Regions from separate parts of the Homo sapiens genome. Here region 1 is linked to region 2. Evidence: read pairs that join two places in POLR2A ChIA-PET (ENCODE). Cell type or tissue: HCT116. All regions are shown on one strand. Links, peaks and the distances in the headings refer to the core of each region. The heading gives the core; the rest is flanking DNA.

The links. ChIA-PET counts read pairs that join two places held together with the same protein. Peaks named below come from ENCODE experiments on the same cell type or tissue, not always from the same donor. Only the 100,000 strongest peaks of a DNase experiment are listed, where the experiment ranks them.
Region 1: POLR2A ChIA-PET joins it to region 2 with 5 read pairs; 3 of 35 experiments call an interaction of 5 or more read pairs at or near these places.

What each region holds. Positions count from the first base shown.
Region 1 is chr12:112,438,258-112,453,055 of GRCh38, reverse strand. It overlaps PTPN11 (protein tyrosine phosphatase non-receptor type 11), which reads right to left. Exons shown (of 16, transcript NM_002834.5): 2 at 6,658-6,780; 3 at 2,544-2,738. Among named protein-coding and RNA genes, the nearest start is that of PTPN11, 27 kb to the right of the region's middle. RefSeq lists a silencer at 14,160-14,363. In HCT116, for the core only: no CTCF peak of the experiment used is centred there; no DNase peak of the experiment used is centred there.
Region 2 is chr12:113,138,880-113,155,181 of GRCh38, reverse strand. It overlaps CFAP73 (cilia and flagella associated protein 73), which reads right to left and starts at 5,458. Exons shown (of 8, transcript NM_001144872.3): 1 at 5,269-5,458; 2 at 3,159-3,264; 3 at 2,295-2,399; 4 at 1,774-1,974; 5 at 547-768. The coding sequence starts at 5,324. RefSeq lists an enhancer at 1-378. In HCT116, for the core only: a CTCF peak has its summit at 1,734 (motif pointing right); DNase peaks (open chromatin) are centred at 1,751, 2,201 and 5,491; H3K4me3 peaks cover 2,102 bases; H3K27ac peaks cover 915 bases.

The DNA of each region.
Region 1 (14,798 bases), core at 62-8,061, 700 kb after region 2:
ACCTGAGACAGAAAATCTGCATCCCATGCAGGCAGGAAAAACCACAAAGATGGTAAGAATGACCACTAAACTTCTTAAATGAGTCCACAGTCCTTTAGAGACAAATGCCCCAATCTTTCCTGTTTTTTTTTAAATCCCTCCTCTTTTAAAAATGCAATTTGCCATTCGTCCATTGCCCAATCTTAAAAGGACCAACTGTTTAATTATAGCCATTTAAAGAAGTTACAGGCCATGCATAGTGGCTTATGCCTGTAATCCCAACACTTTGGAAGGCCAAGGCAGGAAGATCACTTGAGGCCAGGAGTTCAAGACCAGTCTGGGCAACACAGTGAAATCCCCATCTTCACAAAACAATTAAAAATTAGCCTGGCATGGTGGCAACTGCCTGTAATCCCAGCTATACACAAGGCCGAGGCAGGAGGATCACTTGAGTCCAGGAGGTCGAGGCTGCAGTGCGCTATGATCATGCCACCGCACTCCAGCTTGGGTGACAGAGCAAGACCCTGTCTCAAGAAAAAAAAATAAAAGTCGGCCGGACGTGGTGGCTCATGCCTGTAATCCCAACACTTTGGGAGGCCGAGGCAGGTGGATCACCTGAGGTCAAGAATTCGAGACCAGCCTGACCAACATGGTGAAACCCTGTCTCTGCTAAAAATACAAAATTGGCCGGGTGTGGTGGCAAGTGCCTGTAATCCCAGCTACTCAGGAGGCTGAGGCAGGAGAATCACTTGAACCTGGGAGGCGGAGGTTGCAGTGAGCTGAGATCGCACCATTGCACTCCAGCCTGGGTGACGAGCGAAACTCCATCTCAAAAAAAATAAATAAATAATTTGTAAAAATAAAGTCAAAATAAAGAAGTTGTAATAAAAAGTTGTAATAGAGACAGGCACGGTGGCTCACGCCTATAATCCCAGCACTTTGAGAGGTCAAGGTGGGCGGATCACCTGAGTTCAGGAGTTTGAGACCAGCCTGGCAAACATGACAAAACCCTGTCTCTACTAAAAATACAAAAATTAACTGGGCATGGTGGCACATGCCTGTAGTCCCAGCTACTCGGGAGGCTGAGGCAAGAGAATTACTTGAATCTGGGAGGCGGAGGTTGTAGTGAGCCGAGATCGCGTCACTTGACTCCAGCCTGGGTGACAGAGTGAGACTCCATCTCAAATAAATAAATTAAAAAAAAGAAAGAAAAAGTTGTAACAGAGACAGAAAATCATTTTGAATGTTTGTCCTTGCCTTGGCATGTGAACACTCAATTAAAAAGGATCTTCATTATAAATTAATTCAAACATTCCAACCTTTTCCATATATACAACCTATACTTCAACAGCCTCCAGTGTCTTTGGACTATATCCTGGGTGATCATCTCAAACTGTATAATGCACATAAGACTTGGAGTAAAAATGAGGGATTTTGCTAAAAATATGAATTCCCAGGCTCCACAACCAGCAATATCAATACATGTAAGTCTGAATGAGGCCCAGGAATCTGCATTTTAACCAGCACATCAGACAGTCCTGATGTAGGCATCCAAAGCCATCCAAGGACAGACTTTGAGACAATACTGCTCCATGTTTTTTGGGAAGCATCTTAACATAGTTCTAATAATAAAGTGGCTTTTTCCCTCAGGATCTTGGTCAGAAAGCAAGTACTATCATGGCAGGTGGTGTTAAGGGCTCATCATCAAAAGAATAAACTTTGAGTTATTCTTCATCCATACTCAACTGAAAACAGTAAAATTTAGAAATAAACTGTACAGAGTTGGCTGACAGCCTTTTGCCTGAAGCTACGGTGGTAGCTAGAGAAACAAATTATCAGCACATAATAGCACTGACATAAAGGTATAAGCTGAAAAAATCATACCTGAAGACACAAAATATACAAACTAACTAAGAGATCCTGAATTTGCACCAAGTCAGAGAGGAGATTGGGAATGTACAAAACGAATACAATCAATAAATAAGTCAAGCCCATGCTTTCATCAGCCTAGTTCCAACACAGGGGGAAAGATCTCGAAAATAACATAATTTTCTCTAAGCAAGGTCATTCTCACATAATTGTGGTGATAACATTAAAAGAACTGATGAAAAAGCTGACCCTCTGAGCTCTCTGCTTTTCCACTTCTGAGCTTAAACTGACATCTGTTGGTGACATTGCTGAATAACTGGTCGAGAGCCACCATAGAAAACTGCTGCTATTTTGGTGTCTCCATTATCATTTGTTTTCCTCTAATAACTCTCAAAGATTATCTGCTGAAGTTCAATAAGTCTTAAAACTAATACACGTACCAAGTATATGCAGGAATGGTATGCAACCCCTATAGGATGAGTGTAAGTAACACTGATTAAAACTTTTGCAGGAAAAAGGTACTCTGAAAATAATTTGATGCTATTAGTCTCACTTTAGTAATTCTTTAAAGATTACAGCTCAAAAAACAGTCACAAGCCTTTGGAGTCAGAGAGTCATACACAGACCGTCATGCATTTCTGACACTCAGGGCACAAGGGAGCAGCAGACTTTGTGGTCACTAAAATGTTACTGACCTTTCAGAGGTAGGATCTGCACAGTTCAGAGGATATTTAAGCTCAATGACATCTCCATTCTTCTCTTTTAATTGCCCGTGATGTTCCATGTAATACTGGACCAACTCAGCCAAAGTGGCAAATTTCTCCCCTCCATACAGGTCATAGTAATCACCAGTGTTCTGAATCTTGATGTGGGTGACAGCTCCATTTCTTCTAAAATAGTCCATTGGAAAGGGAGGCAAGGGGACAAATAAAGAGTTACACCAGTAAAATCAGATCTCATCTTCCACGTCGGATTTTACCTAAGTGTTGAAAGAAACCCAAGGAACGAATTTACCTATTCCCTATAAGAAATACGATGGGTGAAATAACCACATGTCAACCAACTCAACACAAAGGTCTTTATTAGTATCTTTACCTTGCATATCTTTTTTTTTTTTTTTTGAGATGGAGTTTCGCTCTTATTGCCCAGGCTGGAGTGCAATGACGTGATCTCGGTTCACCGCAACCTTCGCGGTGGATTTACATACATTATAAATCCAGGTTCAAGTGATTCTCCTACCTCAGCCTCCCAAGAAGCTGGGATTACAGGAATGCGCCACCACGCTCAGCTACTTTTGTATTTTTAGTAGAGATGAGGTTTCTCCATGTTGGTCAGGCTGGTCTGAAACTCCTAACCACAGGTGATCCACCCACCTCGGCCTCCCAAAGTGCTGAGATTACAGGCGTGAGCCACCACGCCCGGCCTACCTTGTATATCTTCTATTTTGAATGACTGGCCTATCGAATTGCATATATTAAGTGACAATAACTGTATAGCTACCAAAACACTTGTACAAAAATATTCATTGCCACTTTATTCATAATAGAAAAACATTTTGTTTTTTAATCATAAAAATGTATAAACAAATAGTGCTACATTACTATTCATACAATGGAATACTATGCATTATAAAAATTGTTGTGTTACTACTCATACAATGGAATACTATGCAGCAATTTTTTTGTTTGTTTGTTTGTTTTTGAGACAGAGTCTCACTCCATCACCCAGGCTGGAGTGCAGTGGTGCAATCTTGGCTCACTGCAAGCTCCACGTCCCGGGTTCACACCATTCTCCTGCCTCAACCTCCCAAGTAGCTGGGACTACAGGCGCCCGCCACGACGCCCAGCTAAATTTTTTTGTATTTTTAGTAGAGACGGGGTTTCACCATGTTAGCCAGGATGGTATTGGTCTCCTGACCTCATGATCCGCCGCCTGCCTTGGCCTCCCAAAGTGCTGGGATTACAGGCGTGAGCCACTGTGCCCGGCCACTATGCAGCAATTAAGAAAAAAAAAAAAGTGATGGCCAGGCATGGTGGCTCACGTCTGTAATCCCAGCACTTTGGGAGGCTGAGGTGGGAGGATCACCTGAGGTCAGCAGACCGATACCAGCCTGGCCAACATGGTGAAACCCCGTCCCTACTAAAAATACAAAAATTAGCTGGGCGTGGTGGCAGGCACCTGTAATCTCACCTACTGGGGAGGCTGAGGCAGGAGAATCGCTTGAACCCGGGAGGCGGAAGTTGCAGTCGGCCGAGATCTCACCACTGCACTCCAGCCTGGGCAACAAGAGTGAAACTCCCACTCAAAAAAAATAAAAATAAAAATAAAAAGACACATGTAATTTTAAAGACACATGTAATGACACAGTTTCCAATACGAGGTAGTGTTATCCCAAAGCACAAAACAATATATGCAAAAGGTTACTATATTCATTGAGGCATTATATATCATTTTAAAATATTAGACACAACTAAATCGCTACCTGCTGGTGACAGTATATAGAAGTTATAAAATATTCACATGATAGAATGCGATCCAGCTGATTAAAAAGATGAGAGAGATCACTAAAAGATTTAGGTAACTGAAAAAAATTACAGAGAAATATATTTAATGTTCTACTTGATGTGTAAAAATAAAAGGAAAATAGTAATAAAAATATTAATTTGCTTATTTTTATAAAAAGAAACATAGGGCCAGGCATGGTGGCTCATGCCTATAATCCCAGCACTTTGGGAGGCTGAGACAGGCAGATCCCTTGAGGCCAAGAGTTGGAGATTAGCCTGGACAACATGGTGAAACCCCATCTCTACTAAAAATACACAAATTAGCTGGGTGTGGTAGTGTACACCAGGCGCTGTAATCCCAACTACTTAGGTGGCTGAGTCATGAAAATCACTTGAACCCAGGAGGTGGAGGTTGCGGTGAGCCAAGATCACACCACTGCACTCCAGTCTGGGCAACAGAGCAAGATTGTCTCAAAAAAAAAAAAGAAAAAAAGAAAAAGAATGAAAGAAACACAGAAGGGTAAACAAGAAATTAATAGAAATGGCTACCTACAGAATGGAGATAGTGTGCAAGGGAGTAGGAGTAAGAATGAGATTTCTCAGGCCAGGCGCGATAGCTCATGCCTGTAACCCCAGCACTTTGGGAAGCCAAGGCAGATGGATCACTTTAAGTCAGGAGTTCAGGACCAGCCTGGCCAACATGGTAAAACCTAGTCTCTACAAAAAATACAAAAATTAACTTGGCATGGTGGTACATGTCTGTAATCCCAGCTACTCAGGAGGCTGAGGCAGGAGAACTGCTTGAACTCAGGAGGCAGAGGTTGCAGTGAGCCAAGATTGTGGCCACTGCACTCCAGCCTGGGAAAAAGAGCAAGACTTTGTCTCAAAAAAAAAAAAAAAAAAAGGCCAGGCATGGTAGCTCATGCCTGTAATTCCAGCACTTTGGGAGGCCAAGGCAGGCAGATCACCTGAGGTCAGGAGTTTGAGACCAGCCTGGTCGACATGGTGAAACCCCATCTCTACTAAAAATACAAAAATTAGCTGGGCATGGTGGCATGCACCTGTAATCCCAGCCACTCCGGAGGCTGAGACAGGAGAATAGCTTGAACCCAGGAGGCTGAGGTTGCAGTGAGCTGAGATCACGCCATTGCACTTCAGCCTGGGCAATAAGACTGAAACTCCATCTCAAAAAAAAAAAATAGATCGTTATCAATCAGCATGGAGCTCAAAAAAAAATTTTTAAGTTGCAAAATGATACATACATTATAAATCCATGTATGTGAATTTTTTAAACACACAAACCAACTTTATATTGTTCATACACAGTACAAGTGCAGTACAACTATAAAAACACGTTCAGGAAGAATATATGCCAACCTCTTGGTGGTTTCCTCTGGGGAAAGAGGGAGGGAAACGGGCCTGGGCAGGGAAGCAAAGGGGACCACAACTTCCTCAGTCATGTTTTACTTGTTGATAAAGGAAAGTGATCTGAAGAAACTCTTAACAAGTATTTTTCTTATTAAGAAGTCAACAAAGTCTGAGTGTGGTGGCTCATGCCTGTAATCCCAACACTTTGGGAGGCTGAGGCAGGAGGATCACTTGAGGCTAAGAGTTAAAGATCAGCCTTGGTAATACAGTGAGACCTCATCTCTACAAAAAATATTTTTTAAAAATGCTGAGCATGGTGGCACAAGCCTGGAGTCCCAGCTACCCGGGAGGCTGAGGCGGGAGGATCACTTAAGCCCAGGAGTTCAAGGCTGCTGTAAGCTGTGATCGTACCACTGCACTCCAGCCTGGGCAACAGAGCAACAGCTTGTCTCAAAAAAAGAAGGCCAGGCATAGTGGCTCACGCCTGTAATCCTAACACTTTGGGAGGCCGAGGCAGGATTGCTTGAGGCCAGAAGTTCAAGGCCAACCTGGCCAACATTGGAAGATCCCACCTCTATTTAAAAAAAAAAAAAAATTGAAAAGAAATAAAATTTTTAAATAAATCAACAGGAAGGAAAAGAAAAATGCAGAAACCAGGTTCAAGATGTGTGGAACAAGTCTCAAGCACTGGAGGGCTTAAGAACTTCTATGACCTGCTCCAACTCACCTTCCATGAGGTCTCAGAGGGAGAAGAAGGGCCCTCCTTACTCCTCTTCTGCTAAATGTCCAGGAGGCCACTCCCCAAACCCTGAAGGCAGCCCAGGGCTCAGATAAGGCCTTCAAACTCGAAATGCAGGCAGCAAGCTATCCAAGCATGGTTTTACCACTTCCTACCTAGAAAACACTCTCAGGATCCTCTCTTTTCATTCCAACTTACCTAACGGAAAGTGTGAAGTCTCCAGGGTTACTTTTACTAGGCCTTGCCAAAAAACTGCCATCAACTCCTCTTGTCAACAGTAGGTTTTCTGCCTCCACACCAGTGATATTTGGGTGAAACCATCTTAAAAAGAAAGACAAAGTAAGTAATAAAAAAACAAGACACTGTCAGCACTACTTTCCACAACAACACAGCTAAGACGCATTATGAGCAGAGTAGAAAATTTTAGAAAATACAAATCAAGACCTTCCCTGTCCCTTCCCCCTCTTCTCCTTGGTCAATGCCTCCTCCCTGCCTTTCCCTTGGTAGAGACCTGGGATTCAGTAGGGGTGTCTGGGGATATGATCAGAGGGACTGGGGGCTAGGGTATTAAGACAGTGCACTGAGGGGGCCAGGCCCAAGAAAACAGACCACGTGCTCGCAAGACTGAGCACATGGAATAAAAATAAATAAACTAGAGGCAGGGCACGGTGGCTCACGCCTGTAATCCCAGGACTTTGGGAGGCCGAGGCAGGCAGATCAGCTGGGGTCGGGAGTTCCAGAGCAGCCTGACCAACATGGAGAAACCCATCTCTACTAAAAATACGAAATTAGCTGGGCATGGTGGTGCATGCCTGTAATCCCAGCTACTTGAGAAGCTGAGGCAGGAGAATCGCTTGAACCCAGGAGGCAGAGGTTGCGGTGAGCCAAGATCACACCACTGCACTCCAGCTTGGGCAACAAGAGCGAAACTCAATCTCAGAAAAAAAAAAAAAAAAAGAATAAGTTTCTTAATAAATAAGTTACCATGTTGAGGATAGCAAGCCAGGTTTCTCACTGTTGGGGAGACACAAATATGAGAAGGGAGAAAGCCAGAATAAATCCCATGATGTTAGATTGTAATTGGAGGTATTAGTGCAAACTGTAATTTTTAATATATACATGTAAAGACAGAAATGTAGATATAGAAATAGATATGTATGCTTCTGGATGGGAACAGTGGCTCACGCCTATAATCCCAGCACTTTGGGAGGCCGAGGCGGGCAGATCACTTGACGTCAGGAGTTCAAGACCATCCTGGCCAATGTGGTGAAACCCCATCTCTACTAAAAATACAAAAATTAGGTGGGCGTGGTGGTGGACACCTGTAATCCCAGCTACTCAGGAGGCTGAGACAGGAGAATTGCTTGAATCCAGGAGGCAGAGGTTGCAGTGAGCCATGATCGTGCCACTGTACTCCAGCCTGGGCGACAGAGCAAGACTCCATCTCAAAAAAATAATAATAATACAGAAATACATGCTTCGGGGTATGTGTATGTGTATGTGCTTTTATGAATACACACACACACACACATATATATATACACACACACACACATTTCCTAGGTCTCTTCTGAAAGGGTTTGGAAGCAATGACACTCCAGTAGCAATCACACCTAACACCTCTATCTTGGTTTCTACATATTGGGTTTTCCATTCTCCAATGAAAGGAACTGGCCTCCTTGAAGAAATGGCTGATCCCAGCGTTGGGGCAGTAAAAGTAAGAAGATGAACTTGGAACATCCTATTGTGGGCCAGTAAGAGTTCCAACAAGGAGCTATGAAAAGGACACAGGAGACAAACTGCAGGATCCTCTGCTGGCCAAAGTAGGGACAATTTGTACCTCAAAATAAACAATGATAGTAACAGATTATAACCCACTGAATAAAACAGGAAATAGTTCATTCTCTTAGTTTCCTATTTTTTTAACTAATTGTTTGTTTAAAAATTGAAACATGGAGGCCAGGTGCGGTGGCTCACACCTGTAATCCCAGAATTTTGGGAGGCTGAGGCAGGCAGATCACCTGAGGTCGGGAGTTCGGGAGCAGCCTGACCAACATGGAGAAACCCATCTCTACTAAAAATACAAAATTAGTTGGGCGTGGTGGCGCGTGCCTGTAATCCCAGCTACTTGAGAGGCTGAGGCAGGAGAATCGCTTGAACCCGGGAGGCGGAGGTTGCAGTGAGCCAAGATCGTGCCACTACACTCCAGCCTGGGTGACAGAGTGAGACCTTGTCTCAAAAAAGAAAAAAAAAAAACTTGGAAGTACCATATGATCCAGAAATTCCACTTCCAGGTATATACTCAAAGTAATTGAAAACACGGATTCAAATTGGTATTTTTCTATAACTCATATTCACAGCAGCATTATTTGCAAAGCCAAAAGGTGAAAGAAAACAGTGTCTATAGATGGATGAATAGACAAACATTCTAAGTGAACTAAGCCAGTCACTAAAGGACAATGCTATAGTTTGAATGCCGCTCCCCTGAGGTTGAAACTTAATCCTCAGCCAGGCACAGTGGTTCACGCCTATAATCCCAGCACTTTAGGGGGCTGTGATGGGAAGATCACTTGAGCCCAGGAGTTCAAGACCAGCCTGGGCAATATAGTGAAACCCCATCTCTACAAAAAATGCAAAAATTAGGGCCAGGCGCAGTGGCTTACACCTGTAATCCTAGCATTTTGGGAGGCCAAGGCAGGTGGATCACTTGAGCCCAGGAGTTCAAGACCAGCTTGGGCAACATGGCGAAACCCAGTCTCTACAAAAAAATATAAAAATTAGCCATGCATGGTGGTGTGTGCCTATAGTCCCAGCTACTAAGGAGGCTGAGGTGGGAGGATCGCCTGAGCCCAGGAGGTCCAGGTTGCAGTGAGCCAAGATCATACCACTGCACTCCAGGCCAGGCAACAGAATAAGACCCTGTCTCAAAAAAAAAAAAAAAAAGACCGGGCACAGTGGCTCACACCTGTAATCCCAACAGTTTGGGAGGCCAAGGCGGGCGGATCATGAGGTCAGGAGTTCGAGACTAGTCTGACCAACATGGCAAAACCCCGTCTCACAAAATTCCAAAATTAGCTGGGCAAGGTGGCGCAGGCCTGCAATCCCAGTTACTCGGGAGGCTGAGGCAGGAGAATCGCTTGAACCCGGGAGACGGAGGTTGCAGTGAGCCAAGATCGCATCATTATACTCCAGCCTGGGCAACATAAGCAAAATTCCATCTCCAAAAAAAAAAAAAAAGATACAACCATGAAGAGGAGTTTGGCGGGATGCAAAGAAATATCCTAATTAAAGGCCAGTAACAAGACTTAGCAAGTAACACAATGCATTAATGCATAACCTGGACATATAATGGACCAAAACAAACAAAATAAAAGGGAACAGTTTTTGTTGTTGTTTTGTCTTTTGCTATAAGGATATTACTAAAACAATTTGAAAGAGATATAAGGATTTGATGGTAGTCTTGTTATAATATACATTTGGTGATATACTGTGGTTATGTAACCAAGTGTCCTTGTATTTAAGAAATACACACTGAAGTATTTTGGAGCAATGAGACGCCATGTCTGCAACTTACCCTCAAGTGGTTCCAACAAAACTTAAATATAGAGACACATATATGTACACATGTATATATACATGTGTATTTTATATGTAGATATGTATTTTATATATAAAATACATACATATACATACATATATGTGTAGTGTATATATAATTTATATATATATATATATATATATATATATATATATATATATATATATAAAAAGAGAGAGAGAGAGAGGAGAGAGAGTAAACATGGTACAGGTTGAGTATCCCAAATCTAAAATGCTGCAAAATCCATGGCCAGGCGCGGTGGTTCACTCCTGTAATCCCAGCACTTTGGGAGGCGGAGGCAGGTGGACCACCTGAGGTCAGGAGTTCGAGACCAGCCTGGCCAACACGGTGAAACCCTGTCTCTACTAAAAATACAAAAATTAGCCGGCCGTGGTGGCAAGCGCCTATAGTCCCAACTACTCAGGGGGCTGAGGCAGGAGAATCACTTGAACCCAGAAGGTGAAGTTTGCAATAAGCCAAGATCGCTCACTGCACTCCAGCCTGGGTGATGGAGCAATACTCCATCTCAAAAAATAAATTAATTAAATAAATTTAAAAAGTGCCCACATAACACTCAAAGGAAATGCTCATCATAGCATTTCAGATATTTCAGATTTGAGATTTGGGGATTAGAGATGCTTAAGTATATAATAAAAATATTCCAAAATTCGAAAAAATCTGAAATCCAAAACACTTCTGGTCCCAAGCATTTTGGATAAGGGATACTCAACCTGTATAAGGTTGACTTGTAAATCTGGATGAAAAGTTAACACGAATTATTTGTACTATTTTGCAACTCTTATTTAAATTTGAAATTATTTCAAAATAAAATGTTTTTTAAAACCCATAAATGATGAAATCCATCATGAATGGCATCTGCTTCAGAGGAGTCCTCTCTAGTTACCAGCAAAAAGATATTCTTGGGCAGGCGCGGTGGCTCACGCCTGTAATCCCAGCACTTTGGGAGGCCGAGGCGGGCGGATCACAAGGTCAGGAGATCGAGACCATCCTGGCTAACACAGTGAAACCCCCTCTCTACTAAAAATGCAAAAAAATTAGCCAGGCGTGGTGGCATGTGCCTGTAATCCCAGCTACTCGGGAGGCTGAGGCAGGAGAATGGCGTGAACCCAGTAGGCGGAGCTTGCAGTGAGCCCAGATCACCACTGCACTCCAGCCTGGGCGACAGAGTGAGACTCCGTCTCAAAAAAAAAAAAAAGATATTCTTCATGGATTTCAAAAGTCATTGAGATTCATGGTAACAGTAACTTCTAAAGTCAAATTATCCTGGACCTTTCTAAGCTAATAGAATGCTCTGAAATGCTCCCAGGAATATGTCAATATTAAATGTAGAGTTCTAGTACTGACAATCAAGTGAACTTTTAAGAGACTTCTCCACAAATATTGACCCAATTCAAGTATCTTACAACAGTGAAGGAGACCAGGCACAGTGGCTCACACCTGTAATCCCAGCACTTTGGGAGGCCAAGGTGGGAGGATCACCTGAGGTCAGGAGTTCAAGACCAGCCTGGGCAAAATGGCAAAACCCTGTCTCTACAAAAAAATACGAACATTAGCCAGGTGTGGTGGCATATGCCTGTAGTCCCAGCTACTCAGGAGGCTAAGGTGGGAGGATTGCTTGAGTCTGGGAGGCAGAGAATGCAGTGAGCAGAGATCGCACCACTGCACTCCAGCCTAGGCAATCGAGCAAGACCTCTTCTCAGATTTAAAAAAAAAAGGCTGGGCAAGGTGGCTCATGCTTGTAATCCCAGCACTTTGGGAGGCCGAGGCAGGTGGATCACCTGAGGTCGGGAGCTTAAGACCAGCCTGACCAACATGGAGAAACCCTGTCCCTACTAAAAATACAAAATCAGCCGGGCATGGTGGCGCATGCCTGTAATCCCAGTTACTCAGGAGGCTGAGGCAGAAGAATCGCTTGAACCCGGGAAGCGGAGGGTGCGGTGAGCCAAGATCGCCACCACTGCACTCTAGCCTGGGCAACAACGCAAAACTCCATCTCAAAAAAAAAAAAAAAAGAAAAGAAAAGAAAAATCGTAAAGCTCAGATCAAAATAATGAAATATTCATTTGCTTTTTACTCTCTCTGAGAGCTTGTCAGAAGATTGAGTCTGGGCCCGGTGACTCATGCCTATAATCCCAGCACTTTGGGAAGAGCTGAGGCAGGAGGATTACCTGAGGTCAGGAGTTTGAGGCCAGCCTGGGCAACATGGCAAAACCTCATCTGTACTAAAAATACAAAAATTAGCCAGGCATGGTGGCACACATCTGTAATCTCAGATACTCGGGAGGCTGAGGCAGGAGAATCACTTGAACCCGGGAGGCGGAGGTTGCAATAAGCTGAGATCATGCCACTGCGCTCCAGCCTAGGCAACAAAGCGAGACTCTGTCTTAAAAAAAAAAAAAAAAAAAAAAAAAAAAGGCCAGGCACAGTGGCTCACGCCTGTAATCCCGGCACTTTGGGAGGCCGAGGCAGGCGGATCACGAGGTCAGGAGATTGAGACCATCCTGGGAAACCCCGTCTCTACTAAAAATACAAAAAAATTAGCTGGGTGTTGTGGCAGGCCCCTGTAATCCCAGCTACTCGGGAGGCTGAGGCAGGAAAATGGCATGAACCCAGGAGGTGGAGCTTGCAGTGAGCCGAGATCATGCCACTGCACTCCAGCCTGGGCGACAGAGCAAGATTCCGTCTCAAAAAAAAAGGAAAATTGAGACAGAATAGAATTTCACCCGGGAAAACGTCAACCTCAATTTATGTGATACCTATTATTCTAGCATCCAATACTTTTGCATTCAGAATGGTTAAACTATTCCGTTAAGAAAAAAAATCCTTCCTTGCAGCTTCTTTCATCTGTGGTTCCAGATGAAAGATGCCCAGAATTCTAAGGAATCAAAAAGTAATGACAACTGGCTTCTAGCTATTTATAGTTTTTCAAAAAGGTATAATGAAACTCTTACATTAGGCCTCAATTTGTCTACCTACATAAGCTAATTAAAATGTCAACTCTCTTTTGCTTTTGGCTGCAAAACAATTATGTTAATTGGGTGTGGCAACTGGAAACTGAGTGGCATATGTGCCTTCTACCAAGAGGAAAAAAATGGAAAAACTAATTATTATATAACACAGGTGTGGAGACCAAATCTTTCAGAATATTGGGTTTATGGTTTGGGTTTTTTTTTTTGTTTTTGTTTTTTTTTTTAAAAAAGGACAATCCAGCCATGCATGGTGGCTCACACCTGTAATCCCAGCACTTTGGAAGGCCAAGGCAGGTAGATCACCTGAGGTCAGGAGTTCGAGACCAGCCTGGCCAACATAGTGAAACCCCGTCTCTACTAAAAATACAAAAAATTAGCCAAGTATGGTGGTGCGCGCCTATAGTCCCAGCTACTCCGGAGGCTGAGGCAGGAGAATCACCTGAACCCAGGAGACGAAGGTTACAGAGAGCCGAGATCACAGCACTGCACTCCAGCCTGAACAAAAGAGCGAGACTCCGTCTCAAATAATAATAATAATAATACAAAAATTAGCTGGGCATGGTGGCTGGCAACTGTAATCCCAGCTACTTGGGAGGCTGAGGCATGAGAATCACTTGAACCCCAGAGGCAGAGGTTACAGTGAGCTGAAATCACACCACTCCACTCCAGCCTCGGCAAAAGAGGGAGACTCTGTCTCAAAAATATAATAAAATAAGAATAAATTTTTTAAAAAGTTTAAAAAAAAGGGCAATCCCCTCCCCAAATGACAGGCTGAGAATCACTAACACATGGTGGCAAAGCCTTAGGGGTAGCCACATAGACTCTGGTGCCAGATTGTCTTGGTCTGAAGCCCAGCTCTCTGTGACCCTGGGCTACATATTTAACCTCTCTGTTAAGTCCTATAAAATGGAAGGTGTAACAGTACCCATGTCATAGTGTTGTTGAGAGGATAAAATGAGTTAATATTTATAAAGTATCTAGAAGAGTGCCTGGACTTTCAGGTAGCCAAGGACAACGATGATTGCCTAAATCCATCTCTCCCCATACATCCTTCAAAAACAACATAGAATTAAAAACAAAACAAGCCAGGCACAATGGTTCATGCCTGTAAATCCCAGTGTTTTGGCAGGCTAGGGTGGGAGGATTGCTTAAGGCCAGGTGTTCAAGACCAGCCTGGGCAACATAGCAAGATCCCATCTCTACAAAAAAATTAAAAATTAGCCAGGGACCAGGCACAGTGGCTCAAGCCTGTAATCCCAGCACTTTGGGAGGCCAAGGTGGGTGGATCACTTGAGGTCAAGAGTTTGAGACCAGCCTAGCCAACATGGTGAAACCCTGTTTCTACTAAAAAATACAAAAATTAGCCGGGTATGGTGGCATGCACCTGCAGTCTCAGCTACTCGGGAGGCTGAGGTGAGAGAATCGCTTGAACCCGGGAGGCAGAGGTTGCAGTGAGCCGAGATTGCACCACTACACTCCAATCTGGGGGACAGAGCAAGACTTCGTCTCAAAAAAAAAAAAATTAGGTATGGTGGTGTGCTCCTGTAGTCCCAGCTACTCAGGAGGCTGAGGTGGGAGGTTCATCTAAGCCCAGCAGCTTGAGGATGCAGTAAGCTATGATCAAGACGCCACTGCACTCCAGCCAGGGCAAGAGTGGGACCCTGTCTCTAAGAAACACACACAAGAAAACAATAAACAAATAAAATGACATGAAAACCACACCCTCAACTTAAAGAGAATGCCCAAACTTC
Region 2 (16,302 bases), core at 1,245-9,244:
TTTTTTCTTTTTGAGATGGAGTCTAGCTTTGTCGCCCAGGCTGGAGTGCAGTGGCCTGATCTCAGCTCACTGCAACCGCCGGCTCCCAGAGCCTAGCGATTCTCCTCCTTCAGCCTCCCGAGTAGCTGGGAGTACAGGCGCCCGCCAGTGGACCTGGCTAATTTTTGTATTTTTAGTAGAGACAGGGTTTCACCATGTTGGCCAGGCTGGTCTCGAACTCATGACCTGAGGTGATCCGCCCCTTTCGGCCTCCCAAAGTGTTGGGATTACAGGCATGAGCCACCGCGCCCGGCATTCTTCCCATCCACCTCTGCCAGTCAGGCAGTCAGGTGCTCTCGGGAGTGGGGTGCAGGAGCCTTGTGCAGGCGGATGGGGCGGGGCCTCATGCCCGAAACGGCTCGGTGATGCCTGAGATTCCCCTCCTTAGTGCAGCGGACCCTCTGGGGTAAGCATTGCCCCATCGGTCCTCATCAGCCCTGGCGTTCCTCCCCGCCCGGCTGTGGAAGCCTGGGGTCCGGAGCGCCCCCCACCTAGGGCGGGTCGTACCCACTGCAGCGTACGCTCCCTGGCAGCCTCCAGGCGCTCCTGCAGCTGTGCCCGCCGCTGGCCCTGTGCGAGCACCTCGTCCGGCCAGGCGTCCCGCAGCTGCTGCAGCCGCGCTCGCGCCGCCTCCAGCTCCGCGAGCTGCTCGCGCTCCCTGAGCCTCAGCGCCGCCTGCGTCTCGGCCAGGCCGTCGAAGCGCGCCACCAGCTCCGGAACCTCTTGGAACTAGAGTCGGGGGCGGGGAAGGGACTCACATGGGCCTGCAGTGCCTTACCCTCTCCATCCCACCTGGCCGCCAGCGTTCCTTATTATTGGAATAATCTTTCTGGAAAGTGACTTAAATGTCAACCTCCATTTGTTAGAGACAAGGTCTCGCTCTGTCACCTGGGCTGGAGTGCAGTGGCGCGATCATAGCTCACTGTCATCTTGAACTCCTGGGCTCAAGCGATCCTCCCATCTCCGCTCCAAAGTAGCTGGGACTATAGTCACACGCCACCACGCCCGACTAATTTTTTGTAGAGACAGGTGTCACTCTATGTTACCCAGACTGGTCTCGAACTCCTGGCTTCAAGCAATCCTCCCGCCTTGGCCCCCCAAAGTGTTGGGATTACAGGCGTGAGCCACCGCGCCCGGCCAGAGTTAGCTTTCTGAATCTTCAGTTCTCCTATCTGTAAAATGGGGTGGACAGTTGACAATAACAGGACTTACTTCACTGGACTTTGGGGAGGATTCAAGAACAAAGCGTGGGCGGTGGCTCACACCTGTAATCCCAGCACTTTGGGAGCGGAGGTGGCAGGATCGCTTGAGCCCAGGAGTTCGAAACCAGCCTGGGCAACATAGAGAAACCACCGTCTCTACTAAAAATAATAATTTAAAAAAATAGCTAGGCGTGGTGGCGTGCGCCTGTGGTCCCAGCTACTTGGGAGGCAGAGGCAGGAGGATCCCTTGAGCCCAGGAAGTCGAGGCTGCAGTGAGCCGTGATCGCGCCAATGCACTCCAGCCTGGTGACAAAGCGAGACACTGTCTCAAAAAACCTCCAAAACTAACAACCACAAAAACCAAAGCGTATCCCTTGCTTACAGTGAGCGCTCCATAAGTGATAGTTCTCGGCATGCATGCCAAGATCTCCAGTAGTTCAGCGAACCAGTAGTTCGCCGGTCCGAAGCCGTCCCTGAGCCACTCAGCGCCACGCGGTGGCGCCGAGCTCCCAGCCTCCTGCCCCGGACTCACCCCGGGCAGCAGCTCCAGCGCTTGCTCCAGCAGGCGCGCGCAGGGCTCCAGGCGCTTAAGCCGGCGCTGCAGCCGCGCGTGTTCCCGCCGTAGCTCCTGGAGCTGGGTCCACAGACGCAGCGCCTCCACCTCCCGACGGCCCGCCTGGTGCCTCTCCTCCGCCGCCCTCCGCAGCGCGCGATTGCGCCGGGCCTCGGAGTCCTGGGGAGTACGGTGGGGAGAAGACGACCTTCAGGACTCAGGAGCTGGCGGGGAGTTCGGCACCTCCATCCTGCCCTGACATTCGCTCGCAAAACCAGGGGCGGCCAGCAGGCCTGGCTCGGAAGCTGGCTCTTCACCCAACTCCCCCGCCCGCTTTTTTTTTTTTTAATCGGTTGCTTCAGGCAGTGCGTGTGTGTTTCCCGCCGTTTCCTTTTGCATGACGAAAACCACTTCTTTTATTTTTGTTACCTGCCGGGCCCCTATAGGAGTGTGGGCTGCTACCCATAGGCCCCGCCTCCCCCCCAGGAGGCTCCACCTACCTGCAAAAACTTGTCAAAGCGGATGAACGATCCCTTTAGCTCCCGCTCCTTTTGTTCCAGCTGTTCCCAACGCTGTTTCAGGGCTGCCGTCTTGGTGCGGAACACCTGGGGGTGAGGAGTGGGTTGTCTGTGTGGGTTCGGGGGTCCGGGTCCTCCCATGCTGTCAGGTTCACACCTAACCCCTTCCACCTGTTGTCCCTGATCTGTGGCTGCTCCCTGCTCAACCCATCCGGGGCTCCCATCACCCAGGGATGAAGCCCAAACACCCTCCTCCAGCCCTCGAATGCCAGTGTCCCTGCCCTTCCTTCAGGCCTCATCTTACCCTCTGCCCTCCCATATTCTGTCTTCCAGCCACTCAACCACCTGTGTTTGGTTCTTGCCTTCCAACCAGTCTTTGTGTATGGTTTTCCTCTGCCTGTTTTTCCTTCCTCATCTGTTTCACCTTTGCTGGATAAGCCGACTTGCCCTTCAGCAATCCCCAAGACATCACTTCCTCCAGGAAGCCCTCCTTGACCACCCCCATGGGGAGGTAGGGACTTCTGGGCTTCCACAGCCCCTGCCCAGTGCTTCTTCCCTGTAGCAGTCACCACCTGAACACTTATCTGTTTTCCTCTCTAGACTGTGAGCCCCACAAGGCCAGGGACTATCGTAAGACCTCCAGGGCTTAATGCAGTGCCCAGCACATGCTCAATGCACACAAATTTATTTGCACCAACAACTGGTCTCATTTGATCCCCATTTGACGATGAGGAAATCAAGGCTTGGAGTGGTGAAATGACTTGTCTCAGACCTTGTCACTAATAAATTGGCTCCATCACTTCCCATCCACCAGCTCACCACCTCGTTACAGTAGTGGGGGCTCACCTCCTTCTGGGCCTGCAGGGCCTGGTCTGCATCTACCAGCTCTTGCCTCTTCTCCAGGAGACGCAGTACTGGTGGGACATGATCCTCAGCCTGCTCTGGCAGCTTTCTGAAGAGGCTCAAGTAGGAGGTGGGGGTGAAGGAAGCATGTTTCAGGGCCCCACATCTCACCACTGTGTCTGGAGTGCCCCATTAGCCACCTGCTGGCTGTTTAATTTTTTTTTTTTTTTTTTGAGACTTGTTTTTGGGTCTTGCTTTGTCACCCAGGCTGGAGTGCAGTGGTCTAATCATCATAGCTCACTCCTGGGCTTAAGCGATCCTCCCATCTTGTCTCTTGAGTAGCTGGGACTGCAGGCATGTGCCACCACACCCGGCTAATTTTTATTTTTTTATTTTTGTAAAGATGAGGTCTTGTTTTATTGCCCAGGCTGGTCTTGAACTCGTGGACTCAAGCAATCCTCCTGCCTCAGCCTCCCAAAGTGTTGGGATTACAGGCATAAGCCACCACATCTGGTTGAATTATTATTATTATTATATAGTTTTTGAGATGGAGTCTTGCTCTGTCATTCAGGTTGGAGTGCAGTGGCACGATCTTGGCTCACTGCAACCTCCCGCCTTCCAGGTTCAAGCAGTTCTCCTGCCTCAGCCTCCCAAGTAGCTGGGATTACAGGTGCACGCCACCATGCCCAGCTAATTTCTGTATTTTTAGTAGAGACAGGGTTTCACCATGTTGGCTAGGCTGGTCTCGAAATCCTGACCTCATGTGATCTACCCACCTTGGCATCCCAAAGTGCCGGGATTACAGGTGTGAGCCACCGCACCTGGTTGAATTCTTTATTCATTGAACAAATTGTCCTGAGCACCTACTCTGGGCCAGGCACCCTTGTAGGCACTGGGGGTGCAGCTGTAAACAGGACAGACAAAAATCCCTGTTCCCTCGTGAACTTGCATTGTTCTGGGAGCCACAGAAAATCAAGCTAATAAATAATAATAATAATAATAATAAAGAATGCCAGGACATGGTAGGCACTGAGATGAAAAATTAAGTGGACTAAAGGAATCTTTCAACACAGAGGAGGTGGCATCTGAGCAGAGACCTGGAGGAGAAGAGGGAGCAAGCCACGTGGACATCTCCAGGGAACAGATTCTAGGACCCTGGTGTGGCTAGGGTGGCTGCAGAGGAGGGAGGGAGGAGGAAAAAGATGGGAATTGGGAGCAGGGAGGAGCTGAGAATCCAACTGCGGTGGGCCATGGTGAGTGGAGACTTTGGCCTTGACTCTAAGTGAAGTGGGAGCGGAGGGAGTGTTTTGGGCAGAGGAGGGGCCCTTCTGGCTGCTTTGAGGAGCAAGGACAGTGGGCAGCTGCGGGAGACCAGTGGTGGGGCCACGGGATATTCCAGAGATAGTGTGGTTCTGAGCAGGGCAGCAGTGGCAGGAGGTGAGAGCAGAACTGATGGAGTGGGGAGGGGAGTGAGAAAGGGGTCAGAGGTGACCCCAGGAGCCGGAAGGATGAGGCTGCAGGAGAGCAGGTCAGGTGGGGGAGACCAGCTCCCTACTACGGCCAAGCCCGAGATGCCTGAGACCTCTGCAGGGAGAGGCCCAGGAGGCAGTGGGGTTCTGGAGTCCAGCGCCCCGGGAGAAAGGGAGAGCAGAAAGAATGACTAATGTGTAATCAGCAAGGCTTTCCCAGCCGTGGTCCAGAAGAAAACCCCCCTCCCCATTTTACAGATGCTGATACTGAGGTTGGGACTTGAGGCCATGCTGCTGAACATGAAGGAGACACAGAACAAGCTTCCTCTGTTCCTCCTGAAAATGCAGTTTTGGGGGTGGATTGGGGAGCAGGATTTCATAGAATAATTCCTTCCCAGCTTGGTTTGAATGATTTAATCTCAGCCGGATGTCAGCTAGGGGTGGGGGATCAGGAACGATCCCTGAGACCATGGTGATGCCTCGGTTTCTCTCTGATCCTCAGTTTCCTCCTCTGTGAAGTGGGGACAATAACCCCCACTATGATCTGCCCAAAGCCAGGACCCAGGAGGTGAGGAAGAAAGGATGGGCCAGCCCACGCATTCCCGCCCTCCTTCTAGCCCTCCCTCCCTCTACGTCCCACTCACGTAGACAGTTTCTCTTGCAAAGCCAGTCGGAAATATTCCTCCCAGGGCACCGCCATCCTTCTGGCAGTTGCCCCAGCTTTCTTTCCACCAGCTGGAGTTTTGCACAAGCTTAGGAGACCCTGGGGGTTCTGTGGAGCGTGGTGTGGAAGCCTGCTCAGCTCGGCCCAGAAGGCAGCCACCAGCAGGCTCTGGTTGCCTGGCAACCGACCACACAACATTCCATCGCCTAGCTGCCGCCTGGAGGGAGAGGGAGGGGCCTGCGAGGAAAGGAGCACCTCTGCCCCTCCTGGAGAGGCCTGTAACACCCCATCAAATCGGTGGTGCAATGGAGAGGATGGGGCTCCCTTGGCCAAGAAATTGCCTCTCTTAGTGCCCCACGTTTGGCCAAGCTTCTTCCTGGCTGGGTGGGATAGCCTCACTATCTGGGCCACGCTTGTGTGTACTCAGTTAATGGCTCGAAAGAATAATTACTGGGCGCGCACTGCTAGCCAGGCCCTGGGTGGAGTCATTCACTCCCAGCCCTTTGAGGCGCCACTCCCTGTCCTGGTGATGGGGCTCCTCTGGCTATTTCTCAGGGAGCCCCCAGCCTGGTTAGGGAAAGGGAGACCATCAGGACCTCCTAGTGGAGACCAGCTTAGAAGGGATGGTCTGGACTTGGGGGATGGGGTGATGGGAGAAGCTGAGAGTTCGGGCATTTATTTATTTGACATGGAGTTTCGCTCTGTCACCCAGGCTGGAGTGCAGAGGCTCGATCTCGGCTCACTGCAACCTCTGCCTCCCAGGTTCAAGCGATTCTCGTGCCTCAGCCTCCCGAGTAGCTGGGATTACAGGTGAACTCCACCAGGCCTGGCTAATTTTTGTATTTTTATTAGAGATGGGCTTTCACCATGTTGGTCAGGCTGGTCTTGAAATCCTGACCTCAAGTGAGCCACCTGCCTTGGCCTCCCAAAGTGCTGGGATTACAGGCGTGAGCCACCACACCTGGCCAATAGTTTGGGCTTTACTGTGGGTTAGATGCTATGCTCAGCACTCTATAGTATCTAAATTAATCCCTAAGACAGCCCTGTGGGGGGTGGATGGTACTAGGGAAAAGTACCAAGAGTAATATAAAAAGTACCCTTGGGTTCTTCAATTCAAAGCAACAAACACTAGCATCTTGTCCTCCCTGCTTCCGGTCATTTTATTTTCCATTTTAAATAATTTATTTTCCATTCAAAGAAATGTATTTTCTTAATGTAGAGCAATGCTGTTTCAAAAACCTATAGTTCCTTGTAATCCTACATTGCTTAAAAAACTCCTAAGGATTTCGTTAGAGCATGTTTTAAAAAACAGAACTAGGGCCGGGTGCGGTGGCTGATGCCTGTAATCTCAGCACTCTGGGAGGCCAAGGTGGGAGGCTTGTTTGAGCCCAGGAGTTCCAGCCCAGCCTGTGTAACACAGAGAGACCCCATCTCTACAAAAAATAATAAGATTAGCTGGGGATAGTGGCATGTGTCTATAGTTCCAGCTACTCGGGAAGCTGAGGCAGGAGGATCACTTGAGCCCAGGAGGTTGAGGTTGCAGTGAGCTATGATCACTCCACTGCACTCCAGCGTGGGCAACAGAGCAAGACCCTGTCTCAATCAATCAATCAATCAATATCTAAGAAATTAAAAAGAACTAAAATAATGTACATTTTACCTTTGAGCATTTTTAAAAATTAAATTGGACATGCTGTCTTTCTGCACAAATTGATGTGAAGTTACAATAAGATATGATCTCATTTTTTCATTCTTTTTTTTTTGAGATGGAGTCTTGCTCTGTGACCTAGGCTGGAGTGCAGTGGCACGATCTCCTCTCACTGCAACCTCTGCCTCCTGGGTTCAAGCGAGTCTCCTGCCTCAGCCTCTGGAGTAGCTGAGATTGAAGGCGCGCGCCACCGCATCTGGCTAGTTTTTTGTATTTTTAGTAGAGATGGGTTTTTGCCATGTTGGCCAGGCTGGTCATGAACTCCTGACTTCAGGCGATCTGCCCGCCTCAGCCTCCCAAAGTCCTGGGATTACAGGCGTGAGCCACCTTGCCTGGCTTCATTTTTTTCTTAATTTTTTAAAAGATAAAGGTATCTTTTACAAAAAGTAAAAGTCACTTTTTCCATATACCATTCTATGGATTTTGGCAAATGCATAAAGTCATGTAATCACCACCACAATCAACATACAAAACATTTCCATCACCCCAAAAAGCCCTTGTGCCCCTTTATAATCAACCCTTCCCTCCACACCAGCCTCTGGCAACTTCTACATATTCTTTGTCCTTCGAGTTTTACCTTTTGCAGGATATCATACATGAAATCACGGTATACACTTTGTAGCCCTTTGAGTCTGTCTTCTTTCACTTAGTAATATTCATTTGAGATTCATTCATATTGATATGTGTATCAGTAGCTCATTCTTTTTCATTGCCGGGTACATTATATTATGAATACTATAGTTTGTTGATTCATTCCCCAGATGAAAGACAGGTGAGTTGCTTCCAGTTCTGGGCACTTGCAAATACAGGCTGTATTCATGTGCAGGTTTTTGTGCAAACATAAGTTTTCATTTCACTTGTGTAAATATGTCAGAGTGGTATTGCTGTGTCGTATGGTAAGTGTATGTTTAACTGTATAAAAAACTGCAAGCTGTTATTCAAGGTGGCTGTACTATTTTTATATTCACACTAGCAATGTACAAGAGTTCTAGTTGCTCCATTAGGAGAGTTCTAGTTGCTCCATATCCTCACCAGCAGTTGGTATTGTCAGTTTTTTAAAAAGTCATTTTATGGCCGGGTGTGGTGGCTCATGCCTGTATTCCCAGCACTTTGGGAGGCTGAAGCAGGTGGATCACCTGAGGTCACCAAGACCAGCCTGAGCAACATGGTGAAACCCAGTTTCTACTAAAAATACAAAAATCAGCTGGGCATGGGGGCATGTGCCTGTAATCCCAGCTACTCAGGAGGCTGAGGCAGGAGAATCGCTTGAACCTGGGAGGCAGAGGTTGCAGTGAGCTGAGATTGCACCACTGCACTCCAGCCTGGGTGATAAGAGTGAGACTCTGTCTCAAAAAAAAAAAAAGGTCATTTTAATAGTTGTATTGTAGTATAGATTATGGTTTAATTTTTTTTTTTTTTTTTTGAGACAAGGTCTGGCTCTACCACAAGGCTGGAATGCAGTGGCATGATCTTGGCTCACTGCAACCTCTACCTCCCAGACTCAAGCCATCCTCCCACCTCAGCCTCCCAAGAAACTGGGACCTCAGTCAGGTGCCACCACACCCAGCTAATTTTTGTATTTTTTGTAGGTGGGGTTTCACCATGTTGTCCAGGCTGGTCTTGAACTTGTGTGCTCAAGCTATCCGCCTGCCTCTGCCTCCCAAACTGCTGAGATTATAGGCGTTAGCCACCACACCCGGCCTAGATTACATTTTAATTTTTGAGATAACTGTAGATTTACATGCAGTTTAAGGACCAATACAGAGAGATCCCATATCCCTTCCACCCAGTTTTCTCCAGTGGTAACATCTTGCGTAACTATAGTACAATATCACAATCAGAAAGTTGGCATTGATACAACCCACTGAACTCACTCAGATTTCACCATTCTAACATGCATTCATGGGTATGTGTGTGTGTGTGTATATTTAGTTCTATGCAGCCTTGCCTCAGGTATATTTATGTGACAACCACTATAGTCAAAATACAGAACAGTTCATCACAAGGTTCACTTAGAGGCATACTGGTCTCCTGCTTCTCCCCTCCCTAAGCCCTGACAACCATTCCTCTGTTCTTCATCTGTATAATTTTGACATGTCAAGGATGTTAGAGAAATGGAATTGGCCAGCCACGGTGGCCACGCCTGTAATTCCAACACTTTGAGAGGCCGAGGCAGGAGGATCGTTTGACTCCAGGAGTTTGACACTAGCCTGGGCAACATGATGCAATCCTGTCTCTACAAAAAAATACAAAAGTTATCCAGGCGTGGTGGCGCATGCCTGTAGTCTCAGCTACTCGGTAGGTTGAAGTGGGAGGATCACTTGATCCTGGGAGACAGAGTCTGCAGTGAGCCATGATCCCGCCAGTGCACTCTAGCCTGTGTGACAGAGCAAGACCCTGTCTCAAAAGGAAGGAGGGGGAGGGGGGAGCAGGGGTGGGGGAAGGGAGGGGAGGGGAGAGAAAGGGAATCTTTCAGTATGTAACCTTCTGAGATTGGCTTTTTTCACTACGCGTAATTCTCTTGAGATCCATCCTGGTTGTTGTATGTATCGATAGTTTGTTCCTTTGGATTGCTGAGCAGCATGCCATGGTATGGGTGTACCACAGTTTGTTTAACCATTCAGGCTGAAGGACATTTGGGTCATTTCCAGTTTTTAAGAATAAAGCTATTAAGAGTAAAGCTGGGTCAGGTGCAGTGGCTCATGCCTGTAATCTTGGCACTTTGGTAGGCTGAAGCAGGAGGATCTCTTGAACCCAGGAGTTCAAAGTCAGTCTGGATAACATAGAGAGACCCTGTCTCTACAAAAAAAAAAAAGAAAAGAAAAATCAGCTGGGTTTGGTGGCACAGGCCTGTGGTCCTAGCTACTTGGGAGACTGAGGCAGGAGCCTGTGAGGTCAAGGCTGCAGTGAGCTGTGATCACATCACTGCACTGCAGCCTGGGCGACAGAGTGAGACCATGTCTCCAAAATATATACATACATATATAAAATATATATACATATAAATAAATTATATATATAAAGAATATATATATATGCCATGAAGATTCATGTGCTACTTTTTGTGTGAGCCTATGCCTTTATTTCTTTGGGATAAATGCCCAAGAGTGAAATTGTTGGGCTGTATGGTAAGTGACATTTCGTTTTTAAAGAAGCTGCCAGCCGGTCATGGTGGCTCACGCTGTTCTCCCAGCCACCCAGGCTGCAACAGAGTGAGCTGAGCACTTCTCCCAGCACTTTGGGAGGCTGAGGCGGACAGATCACCTAAGGTCAGGAGGAGTTCGAGGCCAGCCTGGCCAACATGGTGAAACTCCATCTCTACTAAAAATACAAAAATTAACCTGGTATGGTGGTGCACACCTGCAATCCCAGCTACTCTACTTGGGAGACTGAGGCAGAAGAATTGCTTGAATCCAGGAGGCAGAAGTTGCAGTGAGCTGAGATCGCACCACTGCACTCCAGCCTGGGGGACAGAGTGAGACTCCATCTCAAAAAAAAAAAAATTAAATTAAAAAATTTAAAAAAACCTCTCATATTCTTTTGCATAGGGGCTGCACATTTTACATTTCCACCAGCAAAAAATGAATGATCCAGTGTCTCTGTATCTTTGCTGTGATCACTATTTTTTTATTTCAGCCATTCTGATAGGCATGTAGTGATAGCACATTGTGTTTTTATTTTGCATTTCTTTAAAGGCTAATGAAGTTGAACATCTTTTCATGTGCTTGTTTGCCATCTGTATATCCTCCTCAGTAAAATATATGTTCAGTTCAGTGAAACGCCTCTTGCCTATGTCTTAACTGGATTGTTTTTAACTGTAGAGTTTTATTTATTTATTTATTTATTTATTTTAGAGCCAGAGTCTCACTCTGTCGCCCAGGCTAAAGGGCTTAAGCAATCCTCCCACCTCAGCCTTCTCAGTAGCTGTGACTACAGGTGTGCACCACCGTGCTAGGCTAAGTTTAAAAAATTTTTTTGTAGAGATGGGGTCTTACTACATTGCCCAGGCTGGTCCTGATCTCCTGGCCTCAGGAGAGCCTCCTACCTCGGCCTCCTCCTACCTCGGTCCCCCAGAGTGTTGGGATTACAGGCATTAGAGATGGGGTTTCACCATGTTGGCCAGACTGCTCTCAAACTCCTGACCTCAGGTGATCCGCCTGCCTTGGCCTCCAAAAGTGCTGGGATTACAGGCATGAGCCACCGTGTGCGGCCGTAATTATTAAAATTTCTTGTAGAGATGAGGTCTTGCTATGTTGCTTAGGCTGGTCTCAAACTCCTGGGCTCAAGTGATTCTCCCGCCTCAGCCTCTCAAAGTGTTGAGATTACAGGCGTGAGCCACCACACCAGCAATTTCTATTCTTATTTTTATTTTTATTTTTTTTGAGACGGAGTTTCTCTCTTGTTGCCCAGGCCGGAGTGCAATGGCACAATCTTGGCTCACCGCAACCTCCACCTCCCAGGTTCAAGTGATTCTCCTGTCTCAGCCTCCCGAGTAGCTGGGATTACAGGCATGTGCCACCACGCCCGGCTAATTTTTTGTATTTTTAGTAGAGAGGGGGTTTCTTCATGTTGGTCAGGCTGGTCTCAAACTCCCAACCTCAGGTAATCCACCCATCTCAGCCTCCCAAAGTGTTGGGATGATAGGCATGAGCCACCGCACCCAGCCATTATGTTCTTTTAGAAGTGGTTTTTGCAAATATTTATTGAGCATCTTACCCTATGCCAGACACTGTGCTCAATGCTAAGGATATAGCAGGGGACAAGACAAAACCTGACTTCCCGGGCTTACAGGCCAGTGGAGAAGTCAGAGCAATCAAATCACCCTACAGATATGTGATGGGTTAGGAGGAGAGGCCTAGAGAGCATGCACAGGGGCAGGGAGGCCTCCTTGAGGAAGGGATAAGCCCAGGAGGTTGCAGTGAGCCGAGATCATGCCACTGCACTCCAGGCTGGGTGACAGAGAGAGACTCCATCTCAAAAAAAAAAATCATTCAACTTCCCTCTCCTGGAGCTGCTCATGGCTTAAGGAAGGGAAGAAAGTCCTTGCACAAACCACTTCTCTTAGAAGGCTGGGGCTGTGGCTTCAGCTCTGCAGCCAGCTAATACCCTTGCCTACCCAGGCCTCAGCATTCCTCTCTGTTCAATGGGGTGCTGTTCCCAAGCCCTCCCGCCATGCTTCGGGGTGGGAGTCCCAGTGTCTTGCCAGCTCAGCCTCCTTCATGCCTCTGCCCCTACCTCCTGGAGGGTGGGGACGCTGAGTGACAGCAGGACACAGCTCAGCCGGCCTTGCCCTTGGCTGAAAACCTACAAGCTCTGGAAATATCCCCCAACCCGCCCATCTCACGCTTCCGTGCCTTCCCCATTTCTACTTCTCCATTCCAAGGTGGGGTGCGGGGAGAACTCTGGGGAGTGGGGCTGAGGCAGGAGGAAGTGGGGGTGCCGACTGAAAGACAGACACCTTGTTTTCAGGCCCTGGGAGGAGGGAACCTCGGCAGCCAGCCCGCAGGAGGGGGTTTGGGAATTCCTGCCCACTCCTGCCACCGCTGCCTCCTGTCCCACGTGGCTCCCTGCCCAGAATCGTGCCCAGCAATCACAAACAGGGCTTTGTGTTCCTGAGACAAAGAACAACCCATCACCCCAGCCTAGGCCAGGGCCCGTGTCTGCTTTGCCCTGGTCTTGGCCTCAGAATGGAAGGTGCCACTCCCCAGGAGGGGACACAGGCCTCCTGGTTTGAAGGTGTAGGTACACTGGGCAGGTGGTAAATTGGCAATGACGAAGCTGCCCTCCTAGGCACTGTAGGGAGGGAGGAAGTAAAAAATAATGTGACTGTTATCACATGAAGAGAGGCCGGGTTCCAGCCCTCCAGGGGAACTGAATTCTGTTTAGCCCGGTGTGCGTGTCGTGAGTCTTTCTTATGTGCCTAGCTGTGTGGGAGGCTCAACATGAATCAGACACTGTCCCTGACATTTAGAAGGTAAGAGAAGCATGTAAATTGCCACGAAATAAGGGAACAAGAGACCAAGGTCACACAGCGGTGCCTCTGGGGCCTGGGGTTGGGGGAGCATCTCTGCCTCCCCACTCCTCTGTAAGGGCTTCTCAGAGACTGTGGAAATACAAATAAAGGACAACTATTCCATTTATTTATGTATGGAGACGGGGTCTCACTACATTGCCCAGGCTGGTCTCAAACTCCTGGGCTCAAGAGATCTTCCTGCCTTAGCCTCTGGAGTAGCTGAGGCTACAGGTGTGTGCCACCACACCCAACGAATTTTTTATTTTTATTTTTTGTAGAGACAGGGTCTTGCTATGTTGCCCAGGCTGGTCTCAAACTCCTGGGCTCAAGCAATCCTCCTGCCTCAGCCTCACAAAGTGCTGGGATTAGAGGTGAGAGCCACTCACCTGTACTTGGGGCCGTGGGAGAGGCCACAAGTCTGGAGAGATCAGGGGTCTGGAAGCAGCCACCCCCTCTTGCCACATGGCCTGTGGAGCACATGGCTTGGGACAGTGGTTCCTTTAGAAGCCGGAGGGACCACGAATCCTTTTCTGATGATAAAAGAAGCACATGGGGTTGGGTGTGGTGGCTCACGCCTGTAACCCCAGCACTTTGGGAGGCCGAAGCAGGAGGGTCACCTGGGGTCAGGAGTTCAAGACCACCCTGGCCAACATGGTGAAACCCCGTCTCTACTAAAAATACAAAAATTACAATTTGGGAAGCCGAGGAGGGTGGATCACGGGGTCAGGAGATCGAGACCATCCTGGCTAACACGGTGAAACCCTGTCTCTACTAAAAATACAAAAAATTAGCCAAGCGTGGCAGTGGGCGCCTGTAGTCCCAGCTACTCAGGAGGTTGAGGCAGGAGTATGGCATGAACCCAGGAGTTGGAGGTTGCAGTGAGCCGAGATCCCGCCACTGCACTCCAGCCTGGGCGACAGAGCGAGACTCGGTCTCAAAAAAAAAAAACAAACAAACAAACCGAAACCAAAAACAAAAATTAGCCAGGTGTGTTGGCGGACCCCTGTAATCCCAGCTACTTGGGAGGCTGAGTCAGGAGAATTGCTTGAACCCAGGAGGCAGAGGCTGCAGTGAGCCGAGATTGCCCCACTGCACTCTGGCCTGGGCGACAGAGTGAAAGTCTGTCTCAACAACAACAAAAACAACAACACAAAAAATTAGCTGGGCGTGGTGGCACATGCCTATAATCCTAGCTACTTGGAAGGCTGAGGTGGGAGGATCACTTGAACCTGGAAGGCAGAGGTGCCACTCCACCTCCCTGTGAGCCAAGATCACTCCAGCCACCCAGGCTGCAACAGAGTGAGCCGAGATCGTGCCACTGCACTTTAGCCTGGGTGACAGAGCAAGGCTTCACCTCAAAAAAAAAAAAAAAAAAAAAAAAGTACATGCTATTTTGTGTAAGGAATCCCTCCAGCTCCAGCTGTACCCCCATGTCTGCTCCATCATCCTCGCATCGTTCTTTACTCTCTGGGAGTTTATTATTGAGCTGTGTTACTTTTGTCTGCTTTCCTATTTTACTGAGAGCCCCAGGAGAGCAGCGCGGGGCCATCTTATCCTTCACTTGAACCTCGCTATATCCCTACCATCTAGTACATTGTAGGTGCTCAATACACGTTTATTCAACAAAAGATCTTATATATTCATACACAGAATATTCTATGGCCTCAGACTCATACTGTGTATATGGTTGTATATACCTTTTCCTCACCATTTATGCTTTTTTAGTATTTTCTTGTCATTAAATCTTCCTTGAGAACATTTTTGAAAGAGCCATGCAGTATTCATTTACACTGATGCCTGTGCTTTACTTCCCCCCACCACCATCTCTTATAATCTTTATTAACCTATTGGGAGGACTTTTACTTATTTATTTATTTGTTTTTGAGAAAGTCTCGCTCTGTCACCCAGGCTGGAGTGCATTGGTGCAATCTCGGCTCACTGAAACCTATGTCTCCAAGGTTCAAGTAATTCTTGTGCCTTAGCCTTCCAAGTAGCTGGGATTACAGGCACATGCCACCACGCCTGGCTAATTTTTATATTTTTAGTAGAGACGGGGTTTCGCCATGTTGCCCAGGCTAGTCTCTGACTCCTGAGCTCAAGTGATCTGTCCCTCTCGGCCTCCCAAAATGCTGGGATTACAGGTGTGAGCCACCATGCCCAGCCTTATTTACTTATTTAATTAAAAAGAATTCTATAATAGAGATGAGGCCTCACTATGCTGCCCAGGCTGATCTCAAACTCCTGAGCTCAAGTGATCCTCCTGCCTCGGCCTCCCAAAATGCTAGGTTTACAGGTGTGAGCCACCACACCCAGCCTATTTATTTATTTTTAAGATACGGTGTCTTGCTATGTTGCCCAGGCTGGAGTGCAGTGATGCTATCATAGCTTACTGCAGCCTTGAACTCCTGGGCTCAAGCCATCCTCCTGCCTCAGCCTCCTGAGTAGCTGGGACTACAGGTGCAAGCCATCATACCTGGTTAATTTTAAAATTTTCTGTAGCAACGAGGTCTTGCTATGTTGCTCAGGCTGGTCTCAAACTCCTTGCCTCAGCGATCCTCCCACCTTGGCCTCCCAAAGTGTTGGGATTACAGGGGTAAGCCACCATGTCTGGCCCTGTAAAGGCCTTCTTGAGGGAAATGACTGATCGAGCAAAGGCAGTGTGTGTTGGGGGAGCAGATTGGGAGGATACGAGAAAAGTCTTAAGGGTGTTGAATTCAGGAACGGTGTCTAGAGAGCTATGTGACTGGGGATTCCTGTGCCCAGTAGTGTATTGGTAAACTGACTCTCAAAAACAAATGTAGCATTTGCCAGTTTCCATACTGTAAATCCTACCCTAGTCAATTTCAAGTTCCCATGTGATGTGGCTAAACATGGAGTTGGAAAGTTATGTGCACAGTCGAATCCAGTGCCGATGGGAGCGGGCTCCAGGACGCCCCCACCATGCCCAGGCCCGATTCCTCTTCTGGGATGAGGAGCCCTCTCTCCTCCATGCCTGTGAGCCCTCCCTGGGCCACAGGCCCAGCATCTCAGATCAAGTGGAGACTCAGCCAGTCCTGGTCAGAGGGCTCAGCATCTCAGATCAAGCAAAGACTCAGCCTGTCCTGGACAGAGGGCCCACAGGGGAGGCCGGAGCCCTGATCTTGGAAGCTGTCTATCAGATTTCTCAGCCAGGATGAAAATCCTCAGATTCCCCCAGCTCAGCGATCTGGAACTGCCCTGGCTACTGAAGTGTGGGCCTTCATCCATGTCTGGAATCTGGGGCTGGGCCTGCATTCTACCTGGGCAATGTCCCC